Linked DNA regions of Homo sapiens: region 2 is linked to region 1. Evidence: chromatin loops called from intact Hi-C (ENCODE). Cell type or tissue: gastrocnemius medialis. All regions are shown on one strand. Each heading gives the region's core, and the rest is flanking DNA. Links, peaks and the distances in the headings are about the cores only. Region 1 has its middle 59 kb from the start of PAGE1. Region 2 has its middle 33 kb from the start of GAGE1.

Evidence for each region. Hi-C counts contacts between places; a loop is a spot of excess contacts. Peaks named below come from ENCODE experiments on the same cell type or tissue, not always from the same donor. Only the 100,000 strongest peaks of a DNase experiment are listed, where the experiment ranks them.
Region 2: a loop joins it to region 1, with 5 times the contacts of the local background. A loop is called at or near these places in 5 of 110 quality-filtered maps.

What each region holds. Positions count from the first base shown.
Region 1 is chrX:49,748,731-49,760,329 of GRCh38, reverse strand. No RefSeq gene overlaps it. Among named protein-coding and RNA genes, the nearest start is that of PAGE1, 59 kb to the right of the region's middle. In gastrocnemius medialis, for the core only: a CTCF peak has its summit at 5,894 (motif pointing left); a DNase peak (open chromatin) is centred at 5,879.
Region 2 is chrX:49,626,077-49,637,675 of GRCh38, reverse strand. It overlaps the pseudogene VDAC1P2. Among named protein-coding and RNA genes, the nearest start is that of GAGE1, 33 kb to the right of the region's middle. In gastrocnemius medialis, for the core only: no CTCF peak of the experiment used is centred there; no DNase peak of the experiment used is centred there; H3K27ac peaks cover 1,006 bases.

The DNA of each region.
Region 1 (11,599 bases), core at 4,711-7,210:
AAAATGATTAACAAGGTAAGTTTTATGGTATGTGAATTACGTCTTAACTAGAATTTTTAAATGACCTATACTTGTTTGTGAATATGAATAGAAATAAATATTTCTAAAATGTGGATAATAGTAGTACCTGACTCATAGGGTTTTTGTGAAAATGAGTTGATTTTTAAAAAATATTTAGACTAATGCTGACACACTATAAAAGCTCAATAAATGTCAGTTATAATTATTACTGTTATTGTCATTGTCATGGTCATCATCATTTTCATCACAGGGAGCATAGTTTAATAGTCAAGATCAATGGGGTTTGAGTTAAACAGACCTGGTTTAAAATCTGATTTCATACTTGGCAGTATATATTATAATAATTAATGATGTAGCTACTGGCTTCAGACTATCTTCATCAAAATCCTCACTCCACCATTTACCATTTGATTTTAGGCAAGTCTTCATCTTCAACCCCTCTGTGCCTCAGTTTCTTCATCTGTAAAATGGGGGTGATAATAGTTCATACCTAATGTCATGCCATGAAAATCGATTGATGTATCCATTAGAATGCTGATATGATTTGGCTCTGTGTCCCCACCCAAATCTCAAGTTGAATTGTAATTCCCAGTATTGGGGAGGGACCTGGTGGGAGGTGATTAGATCATGGGGGCGGATTTCCCCCTTGCTGTTCTCTTGATAGTGAGTTCTCATGAGATCTGATGGTTTAAAAGCGTGTAGTGCTTCCCCCTTCGCTCTCTGTTCCTCCTGCTCTGCCATGTGAAGAAGGTGCTTGCTTCTCCTTCAACTTCTGCCATGATTGTAAGCTTCCTGAGGCCTTCCCAGCCATGCTTCCTGTCCAGCCTGTGGAACTGTGAGTTCATTAAACCTCTTTTCTTCATAAATTACCCAGTCTCAGGTAGTTCTTTATAGCAGTGTGGGAACAGACTAATACAGGTGCTTTTGGCTTCAGGTTTCAGAAACCTGGCTCAATTCGTCTGAAACCAAATAGGAAAAAAAGAAGGGATAGGAAAGAGAAAATAATTAATTGAGAAAACACAATACAAATCAAGAAGGGAAGGAGAAAGAAAAAGAAAGGAGAGAGAAAGACAGAGAAGGGTTTAGAGAGGTTTATTTTCAGTAGCCATTAGTTTTGGGATGCTTCCCAGAGACTTCTCTGCCCAAATTTTCTTCCTGGGTTTCTAAGATTATTCTTCTTATGTTTTTAGTATAAACTGCTTCAAACTCTTTTGGTAATAGGCAGGCACTAAATAAAACAATACTACCTTGCCTTATAGGCTTGTTGTTATCTCTGCTCTCTAGGAGTATAAATCTCATGGAGAAGACTGTGCAAAAAAAATTTTTTTTTTTGAGACAGAGTTTCACTCTTGTTGCCCAGGCTGGAGTGCAATGGTGCAATCTTGGCTCACTGCAACCTCCACCTCCTGGGTTCAAGCGATTCTCCTGCTTCAGCCTCCCAAGTAGCTAGGACTATAGGCATGCACCACCATGCCCGGCTAATTTTTATTTTTAGTAGAGACAGGGTTTCGCCATTTTGCATAGACTGGTCTCAAACTCCTGCTTCAGCCTCCCGAGTAGCTGGGATTACAGGCGCCCGCCACCACACCCAGCTAATTTTTTTTGTATTTTTAGTAGAGACAGGGTTTCATCATGTTGGCCAGGCTGGTATCGAACTCCTGACCTCAGGTGAGCCGCCCGCCTCAGCCTCCCAAAGTGTTGGGATTACAGGCGTGAGCCACTGCGGCTGGCACAAAATATTTTAACAATGTAACATTTCTGCCCAGTCAATGGGATCATTCGGAAAGGCATTTTGCTTCTTTTTTCTTTTTTAAGCAACAGGGTCTTGCTCTGTCATCCAGGCTGGAGCACAGTGGTACGATCATAGCTCACTACAGCCTCAACCTCTTGGGCTCAAGGGATTCTCTCACCTCAGCCTCCCAAGTAGCTGGGACTACAGGCACATGCCACCAAGCCCAGCTAATTTTTCTATTTTTTGTAGAGATTGGATCTCACTATACTGTCCAGACTGGTCTCAAACTCTTGGCCTCAAGCCATCCTCCTACCTTGGCCTCCCAGAGTGCTGGAATTGCAGGTGTGAGCCACCTCGCCCAGGATAGAATGGCATTTTGAGTAGGCCAATATGTGCAGACATATGCCCTAAAAGGTTTGGTTTCATTGAAGTAATACAGCAGGAAGCCAGGAACCAAAGCCTTGAATCAGAGATGAGATTCCATCTCTGGGCCTTTCATAACCATGCATGGCTCCAAATTCCCCATCACCAAAACAGAAAATTAAAGCAGAATGTACTCTCCAGGTGGCCCTCTAAGTAGGAAATAAAATCTTATCACCCTACTTATGATTATAGAATCAAAGATTGGATGGGTCTTTAGGAAAGATGAACTTATTTTCCAGATATGCAGACAGGGACCCTGAAACTCAGCGAGGGCAGCAGACCGGCTGGGTTCCAACAGGGTTGAACCTACTTTCTAGCCTTGTATTCTACTGTGATATAATACAGACTGATGAATTTGTTTCTCTTTGTCTCTTTCTGACCATCAAAGCAACTGATTTCTACATGAGAGAAGAATATACATGCTGAGAGAAGAGGATCACCTGGAGATATGTACCAATTCTGTGTCCCAGTGAGAAATTTACAAGTATCTGTATAGCTCTTAATGTAGAGATTGGTACTTATCTAACAATGGAAGTTCAAGTTTCTAACTGCTTTCCTTTTGGCCTAATTTGATAAGGATCAGATTAGCAAATCAGAGCAAAGGTGAGATGGGGATGTAAATATTCATTGGCTTCTGACATTTCTAAGCAAGAAAGCCAAGGACTTCTACCAAGCCTGGAGATTGTTTCTCTTAAGATGCCGGGAGGGTATGCTAGTCCAGGCTCCAAGAAACACTGACCCATGTGCCATTTTGAAAAGCCCATCAGATCCACACAATCACAGTAAGAGAAGAACGTTTATTTCTATCCCCTTTGGCTACTGCCTCATTTCCATTCAACCTAGAAAGAGGTAAAAAAAAAAAAAAAAAAAAAAAAAAAATCGGCTATGCTGTGATCTCACTGCGTTGAGTATGGTAGCTTTCACAGGAGTCTTTACCTTATTAAGATGGGTCGGGTAAGGATTGAAATTATCCCAGCTTTCCTCTCTATCACACATTCAATTCAACACTGTGATGAGTTTTCATAAAGGTTTTATAATTCTCAGTGGTATGGTGAATAGCCTTTGGCCTTTAAATCAAATGACAGAAAAAAGTTTCTTCAGGCAGAAAAAATGAAGATTCTATTTCTGTTCCTAGATTTAGTTATCAGTCACCTGGTTTCACATTAAACTTTGATGATAAGTTATTCAATAGCCATGATATCAGAAGTTCTGCTGGCCAGAACAAACTGCCAGTAACTACTCGCATGACTGAGAAAGCACTGCTTCTCATTTCCCCTTTCTTTTGCCCAGGAGATTGTGGTTGTGATCTCCCAGTCCTGCTGGCTCCAATGCCTGCCTGCCTGCCGTTTTTCTTCCTTCCTTCCTAACCAAGTTCTATCTTCCTAATAAGAATACACTAGCATTCCATTAAGAGAGCCAGACAGAGAGAGAGTGAGAGGTAGAGAGAGAAAGAGAGAGGAAGGTTACCAGATTAAAGTTTTTATCAGACGATATCTCCCAAGCAACCTAAAGCTTTTAGTCTGTCAGTCCCTTCCTCACATCTCCAAAGGGCCAGGAGGGAAGGAAGCCCTTCCTACAGCATATTGTGGAACTGGCCCAGCCCAATGCACTTTTAATTCCTCAGGAATAGCATCACTGTCCCCGTTGTTTCCCTGGGAGGTCATTCTACTGCCTATAGCTTCCACTCTACTATGGAATTAATTGTTTCTCCACCAAATTCATAAGTTGAAACCCTAATCCCCAATACGACTGTATTTGGAGATAGGGTTTACAAGGAGGTAATTAAGGTTAAATGAAGTCATACAGTTATTTAACCTCAATTAAATCAGGGCAGGTCCTTAAAAGAAGAGATAACAGAGCTCTTCTTCTTGCTCTTCTTCTTTCTTTTTCCTTTTCTTATTTTTCTTTTTTCTTTCTTTTTTTGTTTTTTTCATTCTTTTTCTTCTTTGCTCACAAAGAAGAGACTATATGAGGACACAGCAAGAAAGCAGCCATCTGTGAGCCAAGATTGGAACCCTCACCAGAACCAAATCAGCCAGCACCTTGATCTTGGACTTCCAGCCTCCAGAACATGAGAGGATAAATGTCTGTTGTTTAAGCCACCTAGTCTGTGATATTTTGTTATGGAAGCCTGAGCAAACTAAGACACACTTCAATTCCTTTCTGCCCATTTCCTTCTCTGTAGTGCCTTCTTACTGCCTGCAAATTACTCTTTGGGGACTTACAGTCCTGAAGCAGAGGCACATTCCCACTTCTCCTAAACAGCAGCTTCCCTGAGCTACACATATTAAATTCTTTTAAGCTCACCTCATTTTTTCAATGATTTTTAAGGCTCTTCTCCATACTTTGTCCAATTTCAAGTAGTACATTACTTATATGGATGACAAATTTCAACTCCATAAACCATCTTGCATGAACAACTACAAGATATAAAAACTCAAACACTCACTGTATCCTCCAGTATGAGTGCATTTGTGCATATGTGCACATAACGCTGGTTTGTTATATATATTTCATGAGTGTCTTAGTCTGTTTTCTGCTGCTATAACAGAATACCACAGACTAGGTAATTTATAAAGAATAGAAGTTTATTTTGCTTATGGTTCCAGAGGCTGGGAAGTCCAAGAGGCTGGTGCTAGCATCTGGTGAAGGCCTTCATGCTTTGTTATCCCACAGCAGAAGGCAGAGGTGAAACCAGTGCTCAAGGCAGAGGGAGGCACCAGGGGCTGAACTCACTTTATAACAACCCACTGTCATAATAACTGACCTGCTTCCATGATAATGACATTAATCTAGTCATGAGAGCAGAGCCAATCACCTCTTATCAGGTCCCAACTCCCAACACTCCTGCATTGGGAATTAAGTTTCCAACACATGAATTTTGAGGGGGACACATTCAAACCATAGCAAAGGGTAAAGGTAAAACATTATGGCCATTTAGGTTTCCTTGATTCTACCCAATTATAAATACCAAGAGAAACCTGAGTTCCACTTCCCCAATCTCATCCAAATATTTCTCTTCAATGAGATTTTGAAAACCTATCCAGGGATTGGTTAAAGATGGCAAAATATAAAAGAAATCAACTTCCTGCATATTTCCAATGGTGAATTTGTTCCATTAAAAGGCGTCAAATGGGAGCATGTACAGGATGATTATTTCTCAGAGTCCTGTGGGAGAAAGCAAGCTGGGGATTCTGTTCATGTTTCCTGCATTTGGACAGAGGCCCTGCTGGTAAGTTCCTCTGCAAGAGATGAACAGAATCCAGTGTTATCTAAATGTCAGACGGGATCATTCTAGAGAGTAGCCCCTTAAACTCTCTAAGAAGAGGAGGTTAAATTCTCTGTCAAAACTTCCATACATTCCACTCCCTCTTCCTCAAAGGAAACCTCAGAGCTGAGGTACCAAAGTGACAGCAAACAAACAGAAGGCCATAAATGCTACCTGCTTCTGTAGCACTGCAGTTTGTGCATAGACAATGAGCCACAATAACACTGACAGCAGCCCAGCTCTCTCCTTGTTCATTTTGGATGCAGGCCCTCATAGGCATAAATCGCTGTTACATAGGTCCACTGTGCATTTTAGCAATTTTAGGTGTTAGATATTTCAAGTGATTTTATGCCAGTGACAAGGGGTGGGGTAAGCAACTGTCTATGGAATAGAGGTTGTGAAGAGGCGGCCACTTCAGGTTCCCCCTGGTGCACAGACACCCAGAGCCCTGTAGGCGGAGACACAGAGCTGTCCATCTGAGCAAGCAGCGCTTTGTTCTTATTTGTCTTCCCCACAAAATACGTACACTTAGCATTGCGACTTTTCCTTTCCATTTGCATCTGTGAATCCTAGGGAGAAATCATAAATATCTGCATGTATCTATCCATGCATTTAAATAAATGAAAGTTGGCAGTGGCTTTCTTTTTTCCATTTCAATTGATAGGCACAATGCATAAAAAGGGAATTAGTGTTGATCTTATTTTATCAAAGCAATTTCAAGAAATCTTTTAGTCAAAGAAGAAAATCAGCTATTTCTTAACACTGTGTTAAGTGGTAATTCATGCACCTGCGGAAATACAATGACCACACCTGCCATTGTGCTTTGGGCCAGACCTTGCTTGGAGAACATTTAAAGGGCAGTGTGTTTATTCTACCTGCATATGAGGAGGCACACAGATGCCCGCATGTAACACATCACAGTCAGAAATTCTATCACATGCAACCTGGGCATGGGATGGGACCATCTATGTACAGGTGCCAGCTCTGCCTGGAGCCAGGTAGAGAGACCAGATGGCTGCTGGGAGGGTTCCTGCCTCTCCTGATGCTCTGGACACACCAGATGGGAAAATACTAGCAAATACGCATGCCGTTTTCTCTGGACATGTTGATGCCTGAATAAATGTCCTCCTTTTAAGCAGCGTACTAGTTTCCTGTGGCTACCGTAACAAATTACCACAAACTTGATAGATTAAAACAACCAAAATTTATTTTCTCATAGCTCTGGGGGCCAGACGTCCAAAATCAAGGTGTCAGCAGGGCCATGCTCCCTCTGAAATCTCTAGGAGAGAATCCCTCCTTGCCCCATTCAGCTTATGGTGGCCCCAGACATTCCTCGGTTTCTGGTAACCTAACTCCAGTCTCTGCCTCTATCTTCACACAGCCTTCTCTACTGTGTCTCTGTGTCTCAATCTTCCCTCTCCTTTCTCTCATACAGACACCAATCATTAGATTTACGGCCCACTCTCAATCCAGAATAACCTCATCTTAACTTAGTTACCTCTGCAAAGACCCTGTGTCCACATAAAGTGACATTCATAGGTACTGGGGGCCAGAACTTGGACATATATTTTGGGGGGACACAATTCAACCCACTACAGGCAGCATATCCAAGATGTCTTGTGGCACACTGACTTGTTACAAATTGCAGCCATCCCCAAATCATTTTCCTTTTCTTTTCTTCATACCCCAGGAACTAGAACTACAAATAGAAACTTCAGTGAAAACATGGCGTGCTCACAGGTTTTGACTTAGAAGCAGGGAGGAAAGGCATTTATAAGACCCTGCAATCTGGACACTATGCTAGCCTGGAAACTCCACACTTGTTCTCTTCCAATCCTGTAAAATAAGGATTGCTGTCACCAGACTGCAGATGAGGTTACTGTGGCCCAGAGTAACCCACCCAAGGTCTCCCAGCAATCTCTGGGCAGGCCCAGGTGTGGAGACTGTGTCTATCTGACTACACAGCCTCATGCACTGTGTGTATGAGATTGTAGGGACAGAGTCAGAATATATGGCTACAACATGGCAGCATTTGGAGAGCTCTTGGGAGGGCCCAGACCATTCCCCCGACTAAGCTGCCTTACCAGCTTGTTAGTGCCTGTTTTTCCTTCACAGGGAACAGCCCCTTCCATTTTATAAATACACGTAAGGATGTAACCCAGAGAGGAGTAGTACCTTCTCTGAAATACATACCAAAAGTAGACCAGGTCCTTTTCAGAGGCAGATTTGATCAGAAGAAGAAAACATAGAAGACAGCAAGGGCTGCTAGCAGACCCCCCTGAGAAAGAGGTTGAAGGCATCTAAAGATAGAAAATTGTGCAGTCCACTATCTTAGCTCCAGCAGCAGTAACAAATTTTCAGAGACTGGGTGGCTTAAATAACAAACATTTATTTATCAGTTCTGGAAGACCAAGATCTAAGTGCCAACTTACTTGGTTACTGGTGAGGGCTCTCTTCCTGGTTTGCAGATGGTCATCTTCTTTTATCCTCATATGGTGCAGAGAGGAAGCCAGTTCTCTCGTGTCTGTTCTTTTTCTTTTTGAGAATATGCTATTTTAAAATTTTTATGGGTACATAATAGTTGTACATATTTATGGAATACATGTGTTACAAGTATATAATGTGTAATGATCAAATCAGTGTAATTGGGATATTCATCACCTTAAACATTTATCATTTATTTGTGTTGAGAACATTCCAAATCCACTTCTATAATTATTTTGAAGTATACGATAAATTACTGTTAACTATAGTTGCCCTATTGTGCTACCAGATCAGTAGATCTTATTCCTACTATCTAACTGTATTTTCGTATCAATTTTTTAAACGGGCACTTATCCCATCATGAGGGCTCCATTGTCATGACCTAATTACTTCCCAAAGGCCCCACCTCCTAATACCATCACATTGGGGATTAGGGTTTCAACATATAAATTCTGGAGAGACACAAACATTCCATCCATTGCAGTATGCCTGGAGCAGCCAGCTTCCTCTGTCTGATCAATTCTGTGTGGGTATCTGACAGCTAGGTGATTCTGGATCAATCAGGCACCTCTATTTGTCTCAGGTTCCTATCTGTAACACAGAGCGAGAATAAACATTCCCACCTATCGAGGATCTGGAATGGCTTCCCTGGAACTCCTTGATGCTGGCTTGGGCAATGTTTTACATGGAAACAAACACAAGTCACATACTTTGATCCAGGAGACAAATTGAAATTAGGCCATCAAAATAAAACCAGAAGGGAATCTTCTGAAAAAGAAATTAAATGAATAAATATTTTCTCTAAATAGAAAAGTAATGAGCACGGTGTATAGAGAAAACCATGCCAATTCTAAGAAATAAGTTAATATATTCTTTAGACAGAACCAGGAAATCAGAGAAATATAAAGTCCCAGCGCAAAAACGTGCAAGATAATTTGATAAACCATTCCCTGACAAGAAAGTAACTACACTTAGAACAGCAAGAAGAAATCTAAGGGAATGGAGCAAAAGCAAACAGGCTAAAACAAAGCAAGAGGGATTGTGGTGAGATACATGGAAGAACTTCCAGACCGTTATAGGAATGAGGACTAAGCTCTGTTTTTGTTTTTGTTTTTGTTTTAATCTTGCCCAAATTCCTTTCTAAGGGGTCTGGGGAGTCATGCCCTACAAACCATAAATTCTCTCATCAGATGGGTTTTATTTAACCATGTATATCATGGCTTACTTTTCAATCTGATTCTGACATAACAAGGGAAAAAGTCAAAATGTTTTACCCCAAAATATATTTCCTTGCCATACCTTGGAATTGCCCTGCAAAGTCTCTTGTAGGAAAAATCCGCCTTCTATAGAGAATCCCTTTCCCCCTTTGTTTTCCTTCCTTCCTTTCCAGATCCAGGAGATAATCAACTAAGAGCCAAGCACCCTTTTAAGTCCGATAAGAAACACTTTACAACTTGCTCTCTCTGAAGTCTACTATCTGAGAGCTTCCTCTGCACAATAAAACTTGGTCTCCACAATCCTTTACCTTACCCTGAACATTTCCTTTGATCCTGGGTCTTCAGATAAACTCAGCTAATTGTCAACCAGAAAATGTTTACATTTACGTATAGCCTGGAAGCCTTCCCCATTTTGAGTTGTCCTGCCTTTCTGAATGAAACCAATGTATTTCTTAAATGTATTTGATTGATGTCTCATGCCTCCCTAAAATACATAAAACCAAGCTGTACCCTGACCACCTTGGGCACATGTTCTCAAGACCTTCTGAGGGCTGTGTCACGGGCCATGGTCACTCATATTTGGCTCAGAATAAATCTCTTACAATATTTTAAAGAGTTTGACTCTTTTCGTCAACAGGTATAAACTGTTGATCCAAGGAGGTATGGAATCTATTACCCACAGATATTCAGAAAAATGATACATATTTCTATTTAGTTTCCTAACTGCACAATAGAGGGAGTTTTCTGATACTCGGAAACTTGTAAGAGAAAAAAAAATAACTTTTTAATGTACATTTGATCCCCCAAAAAATGTTTTTCATGGTTTTATATAATAATGACTACTATTTTCCTAGTGTTACAGTAATAAGTATATTATGATGATGATTATCATTCCATAGAAAGATTTACTAATATTTTTAGAACATCTCTTGGGTGCCACATACTTTTCACATGTGAACACACATAACCCACCTGTAAGGAATAAGGAACCTGAGATGCAGTGCATTCGAGTAATCTTTCTATATCATGTGGCTAATCGGTGATATGACAGGAATTCAAAGCAAGTTTGACTGATTTCAAAGCCCAAATTCTTACCACTACACTGAACTGCCTGAAATGTACATGGTTTACATTTACAGGTTATGCTCTCTCAAGCATTCTCTAAGCTCCTGAAAGGCAGAGGCTCTGTATTTGGCCTCTGTCTTTCCCACATCTGCCCCTCCTCATCTAATCAGCCAGCCGATCTTGTTTCTCCTCCTTCTAAATATGTTTTGAAGGCATTAATTTCTCTACCTCATCAACTCTATTACCTTCCAGCCAGCCACCACCGTCCTTTATAAGAAGCATGAAGACCACTAACTACCTTGCTCTGCCTCCAGGCTTGCCTTTTCATAGTCAACTTTTTGTAGCTAGAGACAGCTTTCTAAAATGCAAATCTGATCAGGTTGTGCTCTTCCCTACAACTCTTCAATGGTTTCACATTGCCTCCTGCAATGGACTGCATGCTTGCATCCCCTCAAGTTCCTATGTTGAAATCCTAAACCCGCATGTGATGGTATTAGGAGGTAAGGCCTTTGGGAGGGGATTAGGTGATGAGAATGGTGCCCTCATGGATGGGATTAATGTCCTTATAAAAGGGACCCCAGAGAGCTCTCTCATGCCCTTTCCACCATGTAAGGATGCAAAAAGAAGTCAGCAGTCTGCAATCGGAAAAAGGTCCTCAGCAAAACCATGCTGACACCCTGATTTCAGATTTCCAGTCTCCAGAGCTGTAAGAAAAAAATTATGTTGTTTAAAAGCCACCCACGCTATGATATTTTGTTATAACAGCCCAAGGTGACTAAGACACCTCCCAATGCTCTCTACACTCATAATACAGTTCCCAACTTTTGCTCTGCTGTCCTGCCAGGAAGGACATTGCCCACCAGCTTCACCAGGCTAACTCCTACCTGTTGTATGCAGTTCCCCCAGTTTCAGTTTAGATGCCACCTTCTCCTCCTCCTTGATTGCCTATGGCTGCCCTTGAGACTCCTTCTGTATACTCCTATGGCACCCTATGCAGGTCCCTTATAGTGCTCACCAAACTGTGTCACATATATGGCTGTTGATTTGTTTCCTCCATGACAGGACTAAAGCTATTCAAAAGCAGTGACTGTGACCTTTTCATAAATGACTTCCCAGCAATTCAAAAGTCAAGTTCCCAATAACTGTATGAATGAAAAAAAATGTATGGTAAGGTCTGGACTCAAAATCAGTGCTTAATAACTGCTCCCTGGCTAAATAAATGCATAGGAGAGACTGTGCAGGACCTGCTCCAGATTAACTGACCTGCAACACAAGGATTCTCTTCTCTCTAGGCACTCAAACTTGACTTCAGACAGCAGAGTGGAAGGCCTTACTAGGGCTTCCAGAAATAGAGGATGGGAAATGTTACTCCTTTGAAAGCAGGAAAAG
Region 2 (11,599 bases), core at 3,983-6,482, 120 kb after region 1:
GTTAACTCGATTCGCATTGCTGTGAAACAGATCTCCAGAACCTTTTCATCTTGCATAACTGAAATTCTTTTCTTTTCTTTTCTTTTTTCTTTTTTTTTGAGATGGGATCTCACTCTGTCGCCCAGGCTGGAGTGCAGTGGTATGATCTCGGCTCACTGCAACCTCCGCCTGCCTCCCAAACTTAAGTGATCCTCCTACCTCAGCCTCCCAAGTAGCTGGGACCACAGGACTGCGCCACCACACCCAGCTAATTTTTTGTATTTTTGATAGAGAAAAGGTTTTGACATATTGCCCAGATTGGTCTTGAACTCCCAGGCTCAAGCAATCCACTCGCTTCAGCCTCCCAAAGTATTGGGATTACAGGCGTGAGCCACTGCACCAGCTGCATAACTGAAATTCTACACTCATTAAACAACTCCCCATTCCCCACTCCCCTCAGCCCCTGGCATCCCCCATTTGGCTTTGTCGCTATGATTTTGACTACTCTAGGTACCTCACAATATGTGGAATTATATAGTATCTGTTCTTTTGTGACTGGCTTATTTCGCTTAGCATAATGTCCTCCACGTTCATCCATGTTGTAGCCTGTGTCAGGATTTGCCTGGGCCTTTTTTAAAAAAAACAATTCACACATTGTCTAGCTATGTTGCCCAGGCTAGAGTGCAGTGGAATGATCATGGCTCACTGCAACCTCGGCCTCCCAAAGTACTGGTATTACACGCATGAGCCACCATGCGCTGCCCAGGGCCAATTTTTTAAAAATGTATAATTCTCCACTGTACATGTCATAGGCCTGCTCCAGAACCTCAGAAGTCTAAGCTTGGATATGCCCACTGGGGCTTACTACAAATTCTATACCATCTTTTCCCACCACTGATACTTCCAACACTCTAGTGGTTGCCAGGTCACATGGCCCAAGCAGCAGAGCTGTTTGAACTGCATCCTGAACCTGCTATGAGGCCCTTTCCTGCTCTGGGTTCCATTCAAAACTGGTAGCCTTCTATATCATGTGGTATCAGCAATATTCCCAGGTGTCAAATATGCTGCCTGCAGAATCTGATGAAGCCCACCAGGCATTGTCCCTCCTTCATGGTGGGAGATGCAAGATGCAATCATCTGTCCTTTACTTTGTGGATTTTTTTGTTTTTTTTGGTTCTCATTTTGAGACAGAGTCTCACTCTGTTGCCCAGGCTGGAGTGCAGTGGTGCAATCTCAGCTCACTGCAACCTCTGCTTCCTGAATTCAAGCGATTCTCCTCCCTCAGCCTCCCAAGTAGCTGGGATTACAGGTCTGCACCACCACGCTCGGCTACGGGATTTCACCATGTTGGCCAGTCTGGTCTTGATCTCCTGACCTCAAGCGATCTGTCTCCTTTGGCCTTCCAAACTGCTGGGATTACAGGCATGAGTTACCGTGCCTGGCTTGTCCTTTACTTTGGAGGGAACGTTCTAGGACTGAACTCCAGACCACTGAACTCCTAACATTTGTAGGCACGTGGCAGTTTCCTGAATTTTCAGTGTTCATCTCCTACCCTCTGGAGCCCATGTCTCTTACCAAGTCCTTCATTGTGCTGGCCCCCTCTTACATAATGTAATCGATATCATGACTTGATGTGATGTTCTGTGGGGTATCCAGACTGTCCAGATTCCCTTTTACTAATTATGACAGAAGGCAGGAGAGTTAAAATACCTTTGGGACAAAACTATAAATGAATATTGTCTCCCATTTTGTGTGATTGTAAACTGTTTTTGATCTTATTTTCTGATAGGGATAGAAAAGCATGCATTCGACAAATTGAGGGCCACATACCATCGACCTGAGGCCAGGTTAAGCTTCTCTAGAAATGATACAACATCTGGCTGCCACTGGGGCTGCTGTTATTTGGTTGAACTGTGGCAGTCCTCTGTCAACCTTCAGGATCCAGCCAGTTTCTGAAGGAGCCAGACTGACAAATTAGATGGAGACACGATGAGACTCACCATCCCTGCATCTTCTAGATTCTTAAAGGTGGTGCTAATCTCAGCCATAACCCCAGGATCCAAAATTGCTTTTGATCCTCTGCTGAGTGGTGGGTAGTGTTATGGGTTGAATAGTGTTCCTCCACCCCACTGCAATTCAGATGTTGGAGTCCTAACCCCCACTACTTCAGAAAGTAATCTTATATGGAAATAAAGGCATTACAGATGTAAATTAGTTAAGTTAGGATGAGATCATACTAAAGCAGGTGGGCCCCTAATCCAATATGACTGATGTTCTTAAAGGGAAATTTGGGCACAGACACACAGACACATAGACACACACACACACACACACACACACACACACACGCCACGTGAAGATGAAGGCAGAAATTGGAGTGATGCTTTTACAAGCCAAGGAAAGCCAAAGATTGGCAGCAAACCGCCAGAAGCTAGGGAAGAGGCAAGGAACAGATTCTCCCTCATAGCCCTCAGAAGGAATCAACCCTGACAACACCTTGATTTTGGACTTCTGGCCTCCAGAACTGTAAGATGATGAACTTCTGTTATTTAAGCCACCCAGTTTGTAATACTTTGTTATGGCAGCCCCAGAAAACCAACACAGGCAGTTCCAGAGGTTTCCACTTAGCCTTCCCCACATCCAGCTCTTACCCCACAGGCCAAGAAACAAATGTAGGAGTTACGCTAACTACCAATTATGTCAATCCCAATTATACATTCAAAGACCAGTAAAATGACAACCAGCTGGGGCCTTGGCCCCATTGCCCCAGTGTAAGCACCATAAAGTCCCACTATAAGGTGGACTTGGGCCAGGACTCTACTTATTATCTGGCTTTTGTACACGCCACTCTAACAGAGGGGCCACAATGACACTTTGCGTCTCTAGATATCAGTGTCAACTCAGACCCTGTGTCCAACAGTCCTTGAAAAGTCTGGATATTTTTCTTTTCCTAGTGCAGTTGTCTAAGACCAGCTCCAATGGCAAGGGTTATGATTCATCCCACTAGTTGCCCTCATTAAGTTAACCTGAAAGAACAGCAGCCCACCAGAATTTTAGAGGAATAGACCATGCAAACATAAACCCGTACCACCCAGGGCCCCTTCAAGTTCTTTCAGGGACTGCCTCAGCTTCAGAGAGCTGCCTGGGCTGAGGTCACATACTTCCTAGGATGGCCCACAAGCAGTGACTCAGTGAGGCCACGGGGGAATACAGGGCCGGCCATCTTGGCCCAACACAAGACACTCAGGTGAACAGTACTCACTGCAATGGACTGAATGTTTGTTCCCCTACACTCCCCACTCCACCGAAATTCACTTGTGGAAACCCTAATCCCAATGTGATAGTGTTAGGAGGTGTGGCCTCTGAGAGGTCATGAGGTCATGAGGACTCTGCTAATAGGATTAGTGCCTGCCAATAGGATTAGAGCCAGAGAACTAGCTAGCTCTCTTTCCACCATGCAGGGACACAACATGAAGTAGGCATGTCTGCAACCGGAAGAGGGCCCTCACCAGAACCCAGCCATACTACCACCCTGATTTTGGACTTCCAGCCTCCAGAACAGGGAGAAATAAATACTTTGTGTTTGAGCCTCCCAGTCTATAGTTAATGTGTTCCAGTAGCCCAAGCTAAGACACTTACTCCAGAACTCCTGTCCAGATTAGCTGGCCAGGGCTTTGTTGGGCTCTCCATTGTAGTTCCGTTTGTTCCTCTGCCCAGTTATACTTCTGTCCCCTCCCTTTTACAGGGCTGATGCTTACTAAAGGTCTTGTCAGGCTCAGTGGCTCACACTTGTAATCCCAGAGCTTTGGGAGGCCAAGGTGGAAGGATCGCCTGAGGCCAGGAGTTCAAGACCAGCTTGGGCAACATAGAGAGACACCCATCTCTGCAAAAAAAAAAAAAAAAATTAATTAGCCATCATGTCATTGCACTCCTGCCTGGATAACAGAGCAAGGCCCTGTCTCAAAAAAGAAAAAAAAAAATTAGCCAGCTGTGGTGGTGCACACCTATAGTCCCAGCTACTTGGGGGCTGAAGCAGGGGGACCACTTGAGCCCAGGAGTTGGAGGCTGCAGTAAGCCAAGATTGTGCCACTGCACTTTGACCTGGGCAACATAGCGAGACCCTGTCTCTAAATAAATAAGCAAAGTCTTGCCAACAAACCTCATCTCAGCAACAGTTGCCAGAGAATGCACCTTGTGATATATGTTCACTCCATATTTGTATCAGGGCCACGCTTGTGACATTTTGAAAAGTGTACTTCAACAGATATCACAGGCAGCATAGAAATGTTGCAAGGGCCCGCTGTAGCCACCTCTGAGCCCGCCGCCACCGTCTCTGAGCAGAAGATGGCTGTGCCACCCACGTATGCCGATCTTGGCAAATCTGCCAGGGATGTCTTCACCAAGGACTATGGATTTGGCTTAATAAAGCTTGATTTGAAAACAAAATCTGAGAATGGATTGGAATTTACAAGCTCAGGCTCAGCCAACACTGAGACCACCAAAGTGACAGGCAGTCTGGAAACCAAGTACAGATGGACTGAGTATGGCCTGACGTTTACGGAGAAATGGAACACCGACAATACACTAGGCACCGAGATTACAGTGGAAGATCAGCTTGCATGTGGACTGAAGCTGACCTTCGATTCATCCTTCTCACCTAACACTGGGGGGGAAAAATGCTAAAATCAAGACAGGGTACAAGCAGGAGCACATTAACTTGGACTGCGACATAGATTTTGACATTGCTGGGCCTTCCATCCGGGGTGCTCTGGTGCTGGGTTACAAGGGCTGGCTGGCCGGCTACCAGATGAATTTTGAGACTGCAAAGTCCAGAGTGACCCAGAGCAACTTTGCAGTTGGCTACGAGACTGATGAATTCTGGCTTCACACTAATGTGAATGACGGGACAGAGTTTGGCAGCCTCATTTACCAGAAAGTGAACAAGAAGTTGGAGACCGCTGTCAATCTTGCCTGGACAGCAGGAAACAGTAACACGCGCTTTGGAATAGCAGCCAAGTATCAGATTGACCCTGACGCCTGCTTCTCAGCTAAAGTGAACAACTCCAGCCTGATAGGTTTAGGATACACTCAGACTCTAAAGCCAGGTATCAAACTGACACTGTCAGCTCTTCTGGATGGGAAGAACGTCAATGCTGGTGGCCACAAGCTTGGTCTAGGACTGGAATTTCAAGCATAAATGAATACTGTACAATTGTTTAATTTTAAACTATTTTGCAGCATAGCTACTTTCAGAATTTAGTGTATCTTTTAATGTTGTATGTCTTGGATGCAAGTATTGCTAAATATGTTAGCCCTCCAGGTTAAAGTTGATTCAGCTTTAAGATGTTACCCTTCCGGAGGTACAGAAGAAACCCATTTCCAAAAAAAGTCCTTTCAGTGGTAGACTCGGGGGGAACTTGGTGGCCACTTTGAGATGCCAGGTTTCTTTTTTATCTAGAAATGGCTGCAAGTGGAAGCTGATAATATGTAGGCACTTTGTAAATTCATATTGAGTAAATGAATGAAATTTTGATTTCCTGAGAATTGAACCTTGGTTTCCTAACCCTAATTGAGGAGAGGCTCGCTTCTTGATGTTGTGTACAAACTCACCTGAATGGGACTTTTTTAGACAGATCTCCATGACCTGTTCCCACCCCAGTTCATCATCACCTCTTTTACACCAAAAGGTCTGCAGGGTGGGGTCACTGTTTCTTTTGTGCCATTTTGGGGTGGAGAAGGTGGATGTGATGAAGCCAATAATTCAGGACTTATTCCTTCTTGTGTTGTGTTTGTTTTTTTTTTTTGCCCTTGCACCAGAGTATGAAATAGATTCCAGGAGCTCCATCTATAAGCATGGAAGTGTCTGTGTGATTGTAATCATATGGTTACAACACTCAGAATCTAAATTGGACTTCTGTTGTGTTCTCACCACTCGATTTGTTTTTTAGCAGTTTAATGGGTACATTTTAGAGTCTTCCATTTTGTGTGGAATTAGATCCTCCCCTTCAAATGCTGTAATTAACATCACTTAAAAAAAACTTGAATAAAATATTGAAACCTCAAAAAAAAATGTTACAAGGGCAAGCGCCTGGATAGGACAGAGAATCAGTTATTTATTAAGAGCTGTGTGACATGGACACAGGGAGGGGAACATCACACACCGGAGCCTGTCAGAGGGTGGGGGGCAAGGGGAGGGAGAGCATTAGGACAAATACCTAATGCATGCGGGGCTTAAAACCTAGATGACAGGTTGATAGGTGCAGCAAACCATCATGGCACATGTATACCTATGTAACAAACCTGCAAGTTCTGCACATGTATCCCAGAACTTAAAGTAATTAAAAAAAAAAGACCTGTGTGAGGTTAATTGATATCTTTACTATTATCTCAACAAAACTGCTATGTTCTGGGTACCCTGCCTTGGGAACACGTTGAGACTCTCTAACAGAGAAAGGGCAGTGCATACTCTAAAAGATGTAAAGGAAAGGGAACGTTCTCAGTAACACTGTAAACAGGGTGAGTTTCTTCAGGGTTTTCCCTTTTTCCTTTTGGCATCCCCTTTGCACTCTCTTCCTTCTCCTCTATTATCCATGCCAACTGCACTGTGCCCTGGGTCTCCAGAAAATCTCCGGGACCTTTTCCTCCATCCCCTTCCCCTGTCCACCAAAAGGGACCTATGCTTCATTACCCCTCTGGTAATGTCTCATTCCCTTAGACACTTGCTAAGTGACTCATTCATCTGGTCAATCAGGCTATTAATAGCTGCTAATAGCACTGTGAACAGTCCCATTTCTATGCTTTTTCCAGGAGAGGAGTATAATGTGGGGTTTTAGAGCCGTAGTAGGGCCAATAGGACAGACAGCTGCAAGTAGAAGCAGCCACAAATCATGACTTCTCAACAACCACTTTGATATGAAAAGACAGAGTTCAGAGTAGGATCCTAGGAAAGGGATAGTGACAAGTATGGCCTTCAGCAGCCAGAAACAAGTGGCCCGGACTACTCCAGGGACTGGAGAAGTGAAGGGACCAGGGAGAAGAGTGAGACTGCTCCAGCCACCTTCTTGTGAGTTCTGACTTGTATTCAGAGGCAATTCCCAACAAAAAACTGATTTAAAAACAGTCCGAGTTGTTTGCTAACAGTTTGCTGCCCTTGTCCTGGAGAAATCTGGCTTCAGGTAAATGTCAAAATCCTGATTAAAAGAAACAGGAAGCATTCAGAACTCTTGACAAAAAGAAAATAAAATTGAATAATGAAGGCTGTGCACATGGAGCCCTTCCTCTGTGATAAGACTGACACAGCCAGGAAACTGTATTCAAAGTTGTCTGGAAGAATACTTTTCCCTGTGGGTTATGGTTTTGATTAAGAGTTAGGTTCATTTGCGTATGCTTGTATTTACTTTTGGGGGTTGCTTTTTTCCTCCCATTTACATTTACTTTTTTTTTTTCACTAGGTGGCTTTTTCTCATTTTCCTATACATCACAAGAGGAAATGCTGGAAACATACACTGCGAACAGAAGAATTTTTAATTGCCTTTAGATAAAGATTTATGTTGTGCAGATTGCTGAGCCAGGCAAGGTGGCTCACGCCTGTAATCCCAGCACTTTGGGAGGCCGAGGTGGGTGGATCACCTGAGGTCAGGAGTTCAAGACCAGCCTGGCCAACATGAAGAAACTCCGTCTCTACTAAAAATACAAAAATTAGCCTGGTGTGGTGGTGCATGCCTGTAATCCCAGCTACTCGGGAGGCTGAGGCAGGAGAATCGCTTGAACCTGGGAGGCAGAGGTTACAGTGAGTGGAGATTGTGCCACTGCACTCCAGCCTGGGCAACAGAGCAAGACTGCATCTCAAAAAAAAAATACTAGATTGCTGTACCATCTCAAGATATTAAACCTGGCTCCAGGTCCTTAATGTACTTCTGGAATTAACAGCAGAAAGAAAACCCAAGAAGAACAAAGCTGGAGGCATCACGCTACCTGACTTCAAACTATACTACAAGGCTACAGTAACCAAAACAGTATGGTACTGGTACCAAAACAGATATATAGACCAATGGAACAGAACGGAGGCCTCAGAAATAACACCACACAGCTACAACCATCTGATCTTTGACAAACCTGACACACACAAGCAATGGGGAAAATATTCCCTATTTAATAAATGGTGTTCAGAAAACTGGCTAGCCATTTGCAGAAAACTGAAACTGGACTCTTTCCTTACACCTTTTACAAAACTGAGCTCAAGATGGATCAAAAACTTAAACATAAGACCTAGGACCATAAAAGTCCTAGAAGAAAACCTGGGCAATACCATTTAGGACATAGGCATGGGCAAAGACTTCATGTCTAAAACACCAAAAGCAATTGCAACAAAAGCCAAAATTGACAAATGGGATCTAAGTAAACTAAAGAGCTTCTGCACAGCAAAAGAAACTATCATCAGAGTGAACAGGCGACCTCCAGAATGGGAGAAAATTTTTGCAATCTATCCATCTGACAAAGGGCTAATATCCAGAATCTACAAAGAACTTAAACAAATTTACAAGAAAAAAACAAACAACCCCATCAAAAAATGGGCAAAGGATATGAGCAGACACTTCTCAAAAGAAGACATTTATGCAGCTAGCAGACATATGAAAAAATGCTCATCATCACTGGTCATTAGAGAAATGCAAATCAAAACCACAATGAGATCTCACGCCAGTTAGAATGGCTATCATTGAAAAGTCAGGAAACAACAGATGCTGGAGAGGTTGTGGAAAAATAGGAATGCTTTTACACTGTTGGTGGGAGTGTAAATTAGTTCAACCATTGTGGAAGATAGTGTGGCAATTCCTCAAGGATCTAGAACTGGAAATACCATTTGACCCAGCAATCCCATTACTGGGCATATACCCAAAGGATTATAAATCATTCTACAATAAAGACACATGCACATGTATGTTTATTGCGGCACTATTCACAATAGCAAAGACTTGGAACCAACCCAAATGTCCATCAATGATAGACTGGATTAAGAAAATGTGGCACATATACACCATGGAATACTATGCAGCCATAAAAAAGGATGAGTTCATGTGCTTTGTAGGGACATGGATGAAGCTGGAAACCATCATTCTCAGCAAACTATCACAAGATCAGAAAACCAAACACCGCATGTTGTCACTCATAAGTGGGAGTTGAACAATGACAACACATGGACACAGAGAAGGGAACATCTCACACTGGGGCCTGTTGGGGGGTAGGGGGCTAGGGGAGGGATAACATTAGGAGAAATACCTAATGTAGGTGACAGGTTGATGGGTGCAGCAAACCACCAGGGCACATGTATACCTATGTAACAAAACTGCACGTTCTGCACATGTAACCCAGAACTTAAAGCATAATTTAAAAAATAAATAAATAAATAACATCACAAAGCCACTTTTGATTGAAAAATCAAAATCAAAAAAAGAAAAAAGAAAACCCACATGGAAAAATATTTCATCACAGAAGTACCAGCTGCTGGAGACTGGGCTCGTCTAAGGGACCCCTGCTCTGTGGTCCTGGGGTGAGGGGCCCTCCACCAGGGCAGGAATTCTGCTTAATAAAATTTTTTCTTTGAAGTTTCCCTAAATCCCAAATCCGACGATGCAATTTTAGCAATGGAACAAATGAATTAATAAATGAATACACTGCAAGAATGACTGACTGGAGGCAGGGTGCCTGCTGGGCTTGTGACTTGAGTTTAGGGATGAATGGGCACCACAAGACTGCAGGAGCATACATGAAGTCAACCCCCATCACCCGTGCACTAAGAGGCAGAACGCTGTTACAAGCCAGTGATCTCCGTGAATTCTACTACAGGATTTACTATCTTTGGCCCCTTTGACAAATGTCAGTCTCGAGGCACCGAGACAGGATTCGAATCTCTCTTCTCATCCCAAAATTCCCAGGAACCGCAGCCCGGAACTCTGGCCAAGCAACCATTGCGCCTGCGCCGAACCAGCGGCCAATTGGAGGTCGGCGCGCGACCGAGTTGAGGTGCGGGAGTTTGCCCCTTTTGCGCGCAGAAAAAGCTTAGGAGAAATGAAAGCTCGCGTTGACCAGTCAGATCCGAGAACGAGCCTTGCAGCCCGCTCCCTTCTGCTTGGATCCAATCACGTGCCCCTGCAAGCGCAAGCCACAGTTTCAAAGTCAAAAAGCCAAAGAAGGCGGTGCCCAAGGAGCTGGGACTGGACCCGAGGAGAGGTGGAGGCCTGTCATGCTAGCTGGTGCCTGCCTGGGATGGGAAACGAGAGGGTGGGTGTGAGCTACGGACAGTCAAGGTAGCGTGATTCCTGCCTTCTTCAGAGTCTTGGGCTGCAACCACTTGCATGGGGTGGAAGCGGCCCTTCGAGTCCCCCCAACACACACAATGGTTTGATCCAAGCCCCCTACCCAGTGGTGCCTCCCAGAGCTGACTGTTCTGTCTCTGCCTACCGCAGTGGTATCGCCTGGCAGGATGTTTCCATCCTTGATTTGTTGTCCCCTCCTTCCGTAGGCCCCCTAGTGGTGCGATCAAGGAAGCTTCTGTGCAAATGCCTTGCAAACCGTTCCTTCTCCACCTCCCTACTCCCCAGTGGACCATTCCATCCCCACCTCCCGTTATTTCATACTCATGACCCCAGAGGGATCGCCCGTCCCAGGTCCTGACCCTGAAGATCATGCAGAGAGCAAAGGCCAAGGCGTTTATTCACCTGCCTCAAAGCCCCCACCCCAGGAGTGAGCTGAGGATGCCGGTAATTGGACAGCAATATGGCAGCATCTACCAAAATAAAAACTGGAAACATCCTTCACAAGAATTTCCGCTCCATCAAGGCAGGCACATATGGCCTTCTAATTCCCCGATGTATTCCCAGCACCTAGAACAGCACCCACCACAGAGTAGGCAGTCATTAGGTGTTTGTTGAATGAATGGCTCCTTTGACGAAACCATTCCACTTGTAAGAATGTGACGTTAAAAGAAAAAACACTCACCGGGCACGGTGGCTCACTGTAATCCCAACACCTTGGGAGGCCGAGGCGGGAGGATCACCTGAGTCAGGAGTTTGAGACCAGCCTGACCAACATGGAGAAATACCGGCTCTACTAAAAATACAAAATTAGCCGGGCGTGGTGGTGCATGCCTGTAGTCCCAGCTACTGGGGAGGCTGAGGCAGGAGAATTGCTTGAACCTGGGAGGCAGAGGTTGCAGTGAGCCAAGATTCCCATTGCACTCCAGCCTGGGCAACAGGAATGAAACTTCGTCTCAAAAACAACAAAAAAAAAAAAAGAAAGAAAGAAAAAACACTCGCACGTGCGCACAGAGCAATGTGGACAACAATGTCCGCAGCAAACTACTGGCCTGGGGTGGGGGAGACTCTAAATGACCACTTATAGCCAATGACTTGCAGAGTAAAATTAACCATGGGGTTCATGTTATACCACAGAGACCCCCCTCACTAGACATGATGCAGAATGGATAGGACCTGAGGGGGGTGGAGCCAAGATGGCTGAATAAGAACAGCTCCAGTCTACAGCTCCCAGTGTGAGTGACACAGAAGACAGGTGATTTCTGCATTTCCAACTGAGGTACCGGGTTCATCTCACTGGGGAGTGCCAG